2 separate regions of the Mus musculus genome follow, and region 1 is linked to region 2. A link is a contact called in ENCODE POLR2A ChIA-PET data. All regions are on one chromosome and are shown on one strand. Each heading gives the region's core, a stretch centred on a gene start or an enhancer-like site at or near the end of the contact. The rest is flanking DNA. Distances are from core to core; before and after follow the strand shown.

What was found. ChIA-PET counts read pairs that join two places held with the same protein, here RNA polymerase II (POLR2A).
Region 1: POLR2A ChIA-PET joins it to region 2 with 11 read pairs in Patski. The contact joins the promoter of 6430548M08Rik here to the promoter of Cibar2 in region 2. POLR2A ChIA-PET finds 5 or more read pairs at or near these places in 2 of 5 experiments (Patski and embryonic stem cell).

The regions. Positions count from the first base shown.
Region 1 is chr8:120,111,623-120,116,025 of GRCm38, reverse strand. It overlaps 6430548M08Rik (RIKEN cDNA 6430548M08 gene), which reads right to left and starts at 1,874. Exons shown (of 13, transcript NM_172286.4): 1 at 1,709-1,874.
Region 2 is chr8:120,176,002-120,179,932 of GRCm38, reverse strand. It overlaps Cibar2 (CBY1 interacting BAR domain containing 2), which reads left to right and starts at 2,464. Exons shown (of 9, transcript NM_001033980.2): 1 at 2,464-2,619. The coding sequence starts at 2,600.

The DNA.
Region 1 (4,403 bases), core at 625-3,124, 63 kb after region 2:
ACAAAGGTATTGTGGAGCTTTCTTTGCCTCCAACAGTTAAGTGGCCCTGGACAAGCGAGGCTTGGTTTCTTCATCTGTGTCACAGGAGGAATGATACTTGCCACTCCCAAATTAATGGTGGAGATGAACAAGGAGATCCTGTTGAAAGTACTCTGGAAGCTACCAAAGCAAGAGAACCGAGTGACAGGAGAAGTCATTCTCCTATTGTCATCCTGAAGTGGGGTGTCATTCAGCTTTCCATTCCTCTCTTTAGACGTGGTCTTGTTATACCGCCCAGGGTGACCTTGAACCCATGACACTCTTTTCTCCGCTTCTGGAGTACTAATAGTAAGTACAAGTCTATACCATTGCATCTGGCTTTTGAAATTTCATTTTTTAGTTGTTTTTATTGTTTAACTTTTTTGTATGCGTGTGACTAGGGGCTTGAGGAGGCGAGAAAAGAGCATCAGATTCTGTGAGGCTAGGGTTACAGGTGGCTGGGAGCCCCCTGAGGTGGGTGCTGGGAACTGAACTCTGGAGCTCTCAAAGATCAGAATATGCTCTCAAGGGCTGGCTGAACCGTCTCTTCAGCCCCTTGACGTTTCCTTTTAACTCGATGACTTTCCGCTTGTGAAAGGAAGACGAAGAAGGGAGAAAAGGAAAGAAAGCCGGGGTATTCACATGACTTGCCCACTCAATAGCTCTCTAGGGGCGCAGGGGGTTGGGAGGCTGTCCTCAGAGAAGCTCCCTCAGCGCCATTTGGGGTTATTCTAAAACCACTTACCTTGGAAGAAACAAACATTGCCATGAAGATAGAATGCATTTAGCATCTGCGGAGATAACTCACTTCAATTTCTTTAAGATTTGTGATGCGCGTATACTTGTGACATTCTCAAGAGATAGGAGTCCACTCCACATGAGCTGACACAGACCATCCAAAAGACAACCATCCCAAGAAACTTCTGGATTGCAACAGAGACTGAGCTAGCTCATCATCACCAACCAGAAATCACCAGTGTTTGAGGGGAAAAGAAAATCCCAGGTGTCAACTTTTTCCACGGAGCCCGTCAAAACAGCTTATCTGCCATCTTGGTCCTCAAAGGCCTAAACATCCCTACTTCTGACCACAGTGTGGAAAAGAGGGAAGGGATGCGGCTCACTAATGCCCGAGCCTCTTTGCCCTGTCTTGGGGTTCATGCTGTGTCGCTGTCCTGCTTTCAGGATTTGGGAGGGAGGCAGATCGAAGGGAATGAATCAGAACCTCAGCATCGGGTTACAGGCTGGATCCCAGCTGGGGCGAGGGTAGCCCGGCCTGCCAGCTGCCAGCTCACCTCTACCTCTGACTCACCACCGGGACAGCTCCACGTCGGGGGCCCAGCCCGTGCCAGCGCACCTGCGCCGGCAGAGCCGCGCTCCCGCTCACTCCGTAGGTCGCACCCGTGTGCGGCACTGGACTGGACCGCCGAGCCTGCTTCCTCCTCCCCTTGTCACCTTCCCACGTCTCATCAACCCTGCAACTCCGGGCGAGCGCAGACCCGTGCATGACTGGGTCCGAGTCTTCCCAAATCCTAGAAGCGGCCTCGGGGTCCGAGCCTTCCCAGCCCGCTCCGGCGCGGTCGTGGCCTCTGAGCAGCTCGCGGCCCTCCACTGAGACCAGCAGAATGACAGCCCTGCCCGCCGCACCGGCCGTCCAGCCGACCCGCCCACGCCGCCAGCGACCCCTCCTCACCGGTCCCGGCGCAGCCACGCCGCACAGCCCCTCGCGAGCGCAGCACCGCAGCCCGAGGCCCTCTCGCCGCGGCGGCCCGCGGGACCGGGCAGGGGGGCGGGCAGGACGCCGTCGGGTCTGCAGCTGCCGCGGATGCACCGCGCGACCAGCCGTGCCGGGTCCTTCTGAGGCGCGGCGGAGCGGGCTGTCAGTCAGCGGGAGCGCCCCGCCCCTTTAGGTGCACGTGACGCGCGAGCAGTCGGGCCCTTTGGATGTGTCGCGGAGAGAGTTGTCAGTCAACAGGGGGCGCCACGCCCAGTCCCACCCTCCTCCCCCGCGTGACGTACGAGTTCTCTGGAGCAAGCCGGGAGCCACGCCTCCAGAGCACCACGTGACTCGCGAGCTGTCACTTTTGCTGGGAGCGCCGGGCCTCGCTCAGCTCCTGTACGCAGGCGCGGGAGCGCCCCTTAGTCCCTGCGCCTCCCGACAGCCGCGCGGGTTCGCTCAGGAACAGAGTTCCAGCAGAGGATGACTAGGTCGCGGCGTTTTTGCGCGCAAAAGTGGTTTGGGAGAGGAAGGTGACCCTCGAGGCTGGTCTGGCCTGGGGTAGCAGAGTCCCAGCGTAGGTCCCGTGGACCCACACGCCTTTGAAGGCGCGAGTGGCCAGCTGAGTCCCGTTTGTCTTCCGAAAGGCGTGTCTTTAAGAGGCCAGTAGATTTGGCTCTTTTCATAAATAGGAGTAAGCACAACGTCCAGCCATTCAGCTTCTCCCACATCTCTTCAATAAAGAAATAACAAAGAGGCTGGGGGGTGGAGCTCAGGGGCGGGTCACTGCCTCTGAGTGGTCAAGGTCCTGACTCCCATGCCCAGCACCAGGGAGGAAAAGGAAAACTAAAGAAAACCAAGGCCGAACTTCTGGGATTTTTCTGAAGTCCTGAGGGTTAGGCAGGGGGCTGGAGTTCTGCCAATCAGGAAGATGATATAGATGGTGGTAACCGAGCACCTGCCCTTTGCTGACAACAGATGGGAAGATCTGTCCAACTAAGGCTTCTTGGGAAAGTTTAAGAGAGCCTTAGGAAAGGCTGGGAGCTAAAGTTCTTGGAAAGTTTAGGGACACGTGGCCACCCCAGGAGAAGGTCTCACACCTAGACGTCTGCGTGTGAGAACTTGGTGCCAGCTCTGGAGGGAAAGGGTGGGTGCTAGCCCTCATCCTTGTGTGGACACTAAGGACAGCTGCTCTGAACAGAGTCCAACAGACTATAGATAAGGCTCAGAAAAGTTGTAGAATGTGAGGGGACAGTGCCGGGGCTAAAGGAACCCTCCCCTGTTTCAGAGAAGGAAGATGGCACTAGGTACCAAGTTCTGTAACCCTGACCTCACCTAGACAGCTGTTGGGGAGCACTGAAGACAAATGTAGTCACTAAGGGATCCCATTCCATATTGAGGAACTCTACTTCTCCTCATGAGATTTAGTGGCATTTGCCCTGCCTTCTAATAGGCCTCTGACCTCCTCAGGAAGTTGGACAGAGGCAGATGACATGACATTTAAAAACGAGGAAGAACCTTCTGCAAGCCACAGACAAGTGAACTTGGTGTCAACCTAGGAAGTACTCAGGGTGGATGACTCAGATCATATCGGTGGCCCCTCTGAAAATGAAGCGCTGAGACACGAGACACAAGGAGCTAGATAATGAGGAGGCTGGGCTGTGTCTTGGTAGCTATGTTCTCCGGTGGTCAAGATGTTCCTCTGCAGGTAAACATCCTTGAATGTGCAGATAGGTTGTCCATTTTGTCAGAGACTAAGGTACCATAGGGCTTTCCCAGTTGCCACATGTGGGCATTAACAAAGATCTGCATCTTCAGAAGACCCCCACTTTATCATGCTATCATTTATATTGTGGTGGTGTGCCTCTCTGTGGGCTCTTCAAGAGGATCATGGGTATATCCTAAAAGGGAGATTTGGCCAATCATGATTTGGGAATGGAAAAGAGACATCATACCTTATAATCATAAAATCGGCCCGGCAGAGGTGGTGCACGCCTTTGATCTCTGCTCTTGGGAGGCAGGGGCAGGTGGATCTCTGTGAGTTTGAGTCAAGTTTGAGGACAGCCAATACTAAACAAGGAAACCCTGTCTTGAAAAACCAAAACCAGGGGGCTGGAGAGATGGCTCAGTGGTTAAGAGCACTGACTGCTCTTCCGAAGGTCCTGAGTTCAAATCCCAGCAACCACGTGGTGGCTCACAACCACCTATAACAAGATCCGGCACCCTCTTCTGGAGTGTCTGAAGACAGCTACAGTGTACTTTCATATAATAAATAAATAAATAAATAAATCTTTGAAAAGAAAAGTGTCTGAAGACAGCTACAGTGTACTTTCATATAATAAATAAATAAATAAATCTTTGAAAAGAAAAACCAAAACCAAATAAAAATAAGTAAATACACGGCTACACAGAGAAATCCTGTCTTGTAAAACAAAACAAAACAAAAAAAAAACAAAAAAAGTAAATAATCCTAAGATCTTCCCTTAAAACCACAATGTGGACCCACTTGGACATCCCACTCCAATCTTTCTCTGAAGTATAGCTTTGACTTGCTGAATAGATTTTTACTTAAACTGTCCATGTCTCTTGACTGAATTCTTTCCATTGAGAAGACAAGAGGCTCCCTCTAGAACCTGCAACAATGTCAAAACTTGTTTGCTTTATTTGATGG
Region 2 (3,931 bases), core at 1,215-3,714:
TCCTGGGTTTTCTGCTTGTGGACCACGGCTGGGAGTTGGCATTGGGTTTTCAACTTGAGTTTTCCCCCTCTTTTTTCCTAGTTGTTTAAGAACGTAGCTGCCAGAGACTGCCTCACAGATACCACAGGGACCCAGGAGCAAGAGGGGGACACCTGGACTGCCATGTGACATGCCCCCGGGACTGGAGGGAAAACTTCCTACAGATATGACAGGATCCCATGTAACACACATGACTGTGAGCATGGCGAATGCCAGATGGTAGCTGGGCTCCTTTCTTGGGTGGGGAGTGACCAGGATGTGTGTCCTTGCCTTCCTGAGATATAAGCTGGGCCTCATGCTATGTGTACCTGACCCACATGGCTCAGCAAGATGTGCATCTATTGTGAGAAGGGAGAGAGAGTGACAGACAGACAGACAGACAGACAGACAGACAGACAGACAGTGACAGAGAGAGAGACAGAGGGAGACAGAGAGAGGCAGAGACAGACACAGATAAAGACAGAGAAACAAGGAGAAACACGGAGACACAGAGAAAGACAGGAAAGGGACTACAGAGAACCAGACAAGGACAGAGAATATGCGCCCTCCAGTGGCCACCCTGGACAATGCGGGTTGGTGACTCTCCAGTCGGCCAACCTCCACTCTGACCCCCATGTCTTAGTTCTGCATAGCCCGAGACAGTTTTCATTTTTTCAAATTCATAAGGTTTCCAAGGATTCCAAGAGAGCCAATGACGAGACCTCGCACAGTCTGTCCTCCACACCTATGCCATACCTGTGTCTCCAGTCTCCTGTGTCCCCTCTGCAATCCCGCCACCCTAAGCAGGAGGACTGGAGTGTGGTCTCTGTCGCCCTCTGGTGGTCACAGGCTATAGTACAGGGCAGACAGGGACGAAGCTGATTAACTGGAATAGCTGGGGTCTGGAGGAAACCGATTCCTTAAGATAGAGAAGACCCCAGACAGACTGAGGCAGGGATGTAGTCGTCCACCACTGGCTATCAGAGGTGGGATTCAGTCACCTCTGCATTCCAGAAGCTGGCCATATTCTTGGGGCATTGGCATCCCTCACCCACAGACAGAAAAGCCACAGTCCGTCAATGGGTACAGGAGGCGGATTCTCTGCAGATTGGAACAGCAGCCTCTGAATGAGCCCCATCTCCCATGCCGGAGTGACTCATCTGCTCAGCCTGTCTGCTGAGACCCCGTTTCCAGTAAGGCGATGCTCTGAGACCCAGGGTGGACATGTACTTTGGGGAGACACTTTTCAATTCAGCTAACACCTCAGAAGGGAGGGATTACGGACCAGGAGACACAGAGCATCATTCAGAGAGAAAAATCACAGGACTGGCACAGCCCCGGTAGGAGTTCAGGGCCATGGCTGCCCCTAAACAGAGGGCACAGTACCGTAAAGGACACACAGAGATTTGTGTTGTCTGGGGAAACCTGTCCCTGCCCCCCAAAAGGGGAGCATAACACATGTGCCACAGAGACCCAGCACTCAGGTGTGCTCTGAGGGCTCGCTGGACAGGGGACCCGGCTCCCAGTGCCCAGCCCACCTATCTCCTCATCCCTGCCGCAGGGGCTCCAGTTCCTATTGGGCGATTGTCTAGGAGACTAGAGAGACCAGGGCTTTGCTTTCAGGCCACACAGCAGAGCTGAGGCGTGGGGTTTGAATCTGAAGCAGCTGACCGTAATGTTTCTGCCTTACTAAGTGTTTAAAACAAATCCCAGCATGATGGAGCTGGGACGCACACAAAAAAACGACCCAGTGTGACAGGCGTCCCGTGGAACTATCAATATCTTGCCTTGGGTTCTCTGCCTCCACCACCAGGCCTGCTTTGCACCTTAAGTGAAAAGGGGAGTGGGGCGGGGCGAGTGGGGCGGGGCGGGGCGGGCGGGGCGGGGCGGGGGCTGTGACCCGCAGACCTCTCAACGTGTTAGTGCTCTGACGCTGGAGTCACCTTCCCCAAGTCTAACAGTGGGAGTCGCATACTCTGGGAAGCCCAGGACTGCCTGATTCGCTAGGCACTCCTCTGAGCTGCTGCCTGTCCCCCCGCACCCCCCCCCCCCGCACTCCTTTGGTTCACCTTCTCCGCTTCCCTTTACCGTCTACTCCCCCCACCCTCAGTGACACTGGCTCCCACGCCCCGCCCACCGGGCCTTCTGCCTTGAGGGTGGAGGAGACTCTACACAGCAGGGTCCAGGGTGAAGTCCCAGGCAAGCTCCCTTCGGGGATCTCCCTGTCCGTTCCTGGTGGTTACAAGCACTTTGAACCCCCAAGAACACCATATTCAAAGGCATGTGGAGGTTCTGTGTCCCACTTCCAATTCATTTCAGAGAGTGGTTAAGCCCCAAGGCAAAGCTGGCCCTCCTCACCCCGCAGGGGAGGCCCTGGTTGCCCAGCAACCAGCTGGGCTCCTCCCAGGGCTTGCCTGGGGATGGCCCGTTGCCTGGCAACCAGGCAGCAGAGTCCCTTGAGCTTAGCCAGACCACACAGCTGGGCCCAGTACTAGCTGCCTTCTCTCTGACTAGGGGACCCCTGGGGCCCTGTCCTTATCCTCCCCAAGATCCTGGCAGCAGGTGCCTCTCTCTGTCCACAATGAACGTCGTCCTCTCCAGGTGAGCAGCCTGCGCTGCTGGGAGGGGTATGCAGGTGGGATCCTCACGTTCTGCCACATCGGGGAGGAGGGCAGGTGAGCCCCCTGCCATCCCTTCTCAAAGTGGAGGGAGGGCTTGAAGCATAGAGGTTACCAGAATGCGATCTGTCGGCCTCACCTGTGCTGCGTGAAGAGCAAGTGTAGCCACTCTCTGGTCTGTTCCCTGCTTTTGCTTGCCCCCTAGGAACCCCTCCAAAAACCCAGGCCCCAGACCTTGACACTGCTCCCTCTAATGGCCCCAGACTCCCTGTCACCTGCCCTCCCTGATTGCCTTTGAGTCTCCCTAGGACTCAGACTTCCAGTGTCCTGGATGCACCCAGAATGCTCTTTAAAAGCTGGCTTCCAGCCTTACCCACGGGGCCTGCTTGCCTGTCTAACTGTGTATGAGTGACAGCCATCCTGGAGTCTGGCCTGCTGTATGCCCTTGGGCGGGATGCTTTGCATCTCTGGGCTTTTGTTTACTTGATTAAAAAAAAAATGTCAATAGCAACCTCTTCTAGGGAAGTGTGAGCGGAGCATTTGCAAACTACAAAGTTGAAGCTCATTAGCAGGCGTGAGACAGTGCTCCTTATGGGGTCTGCCAAGTGGCCACCACTAGAGGCCACAAGAGGGGCTTGGGTTCTAGAGAAGGGAGGGCAGCAAGGGACAGGAAAGACCTGGGGCTGAGGGGAGGGGACTGTGACAGGACGCCTCAGGAGCCTCCTGTACCCTTATGAAGACTGAGCACACAGGTTGTCACTAACGCTGGCTGTGGGCAGGATGCGGGGTGTGGGAGGCGGCATGAGCCCTGGAGGTGTGTCAGAGAAGGCAAGCGTGTGGCATGCGGTGGTCAGTGGTCTGCAAAGAGCTCTGTGGAGGAGCCCAGGGCTGGTGGGAGGGAGAAGGGACCAGGCAGAGGAGTAAGGGTGATAGAGAGCCCAAGTACTCCGCAGGGAGCTTGATGGGGTCGGATGGCATCGTGTAGCATCCAGTGACAGCCATCACAGCTGTCCACAACTCCCTATCAGAGCATCCTTGGTACCAAATGGACTGCAAGATGCAAGACACTGGGAAGGGAGTATAAATTAAGTATAAATTTAATTATGAGTATAAATTAATTATGTATGTGTGTGTCTCTAACACTGTGCACACTGTGCAGAGGACAGAGGAAGACACTGGGTGTCCCCTCGATTGCTCTTGCTTATTTATTGAGACAGGATCTCTCACTGAATCAGGAGCTGGGCTGGCAGATAAAAACTCAGGCATCCTTCTGTCTCAGAGCCCCACAATGCTGG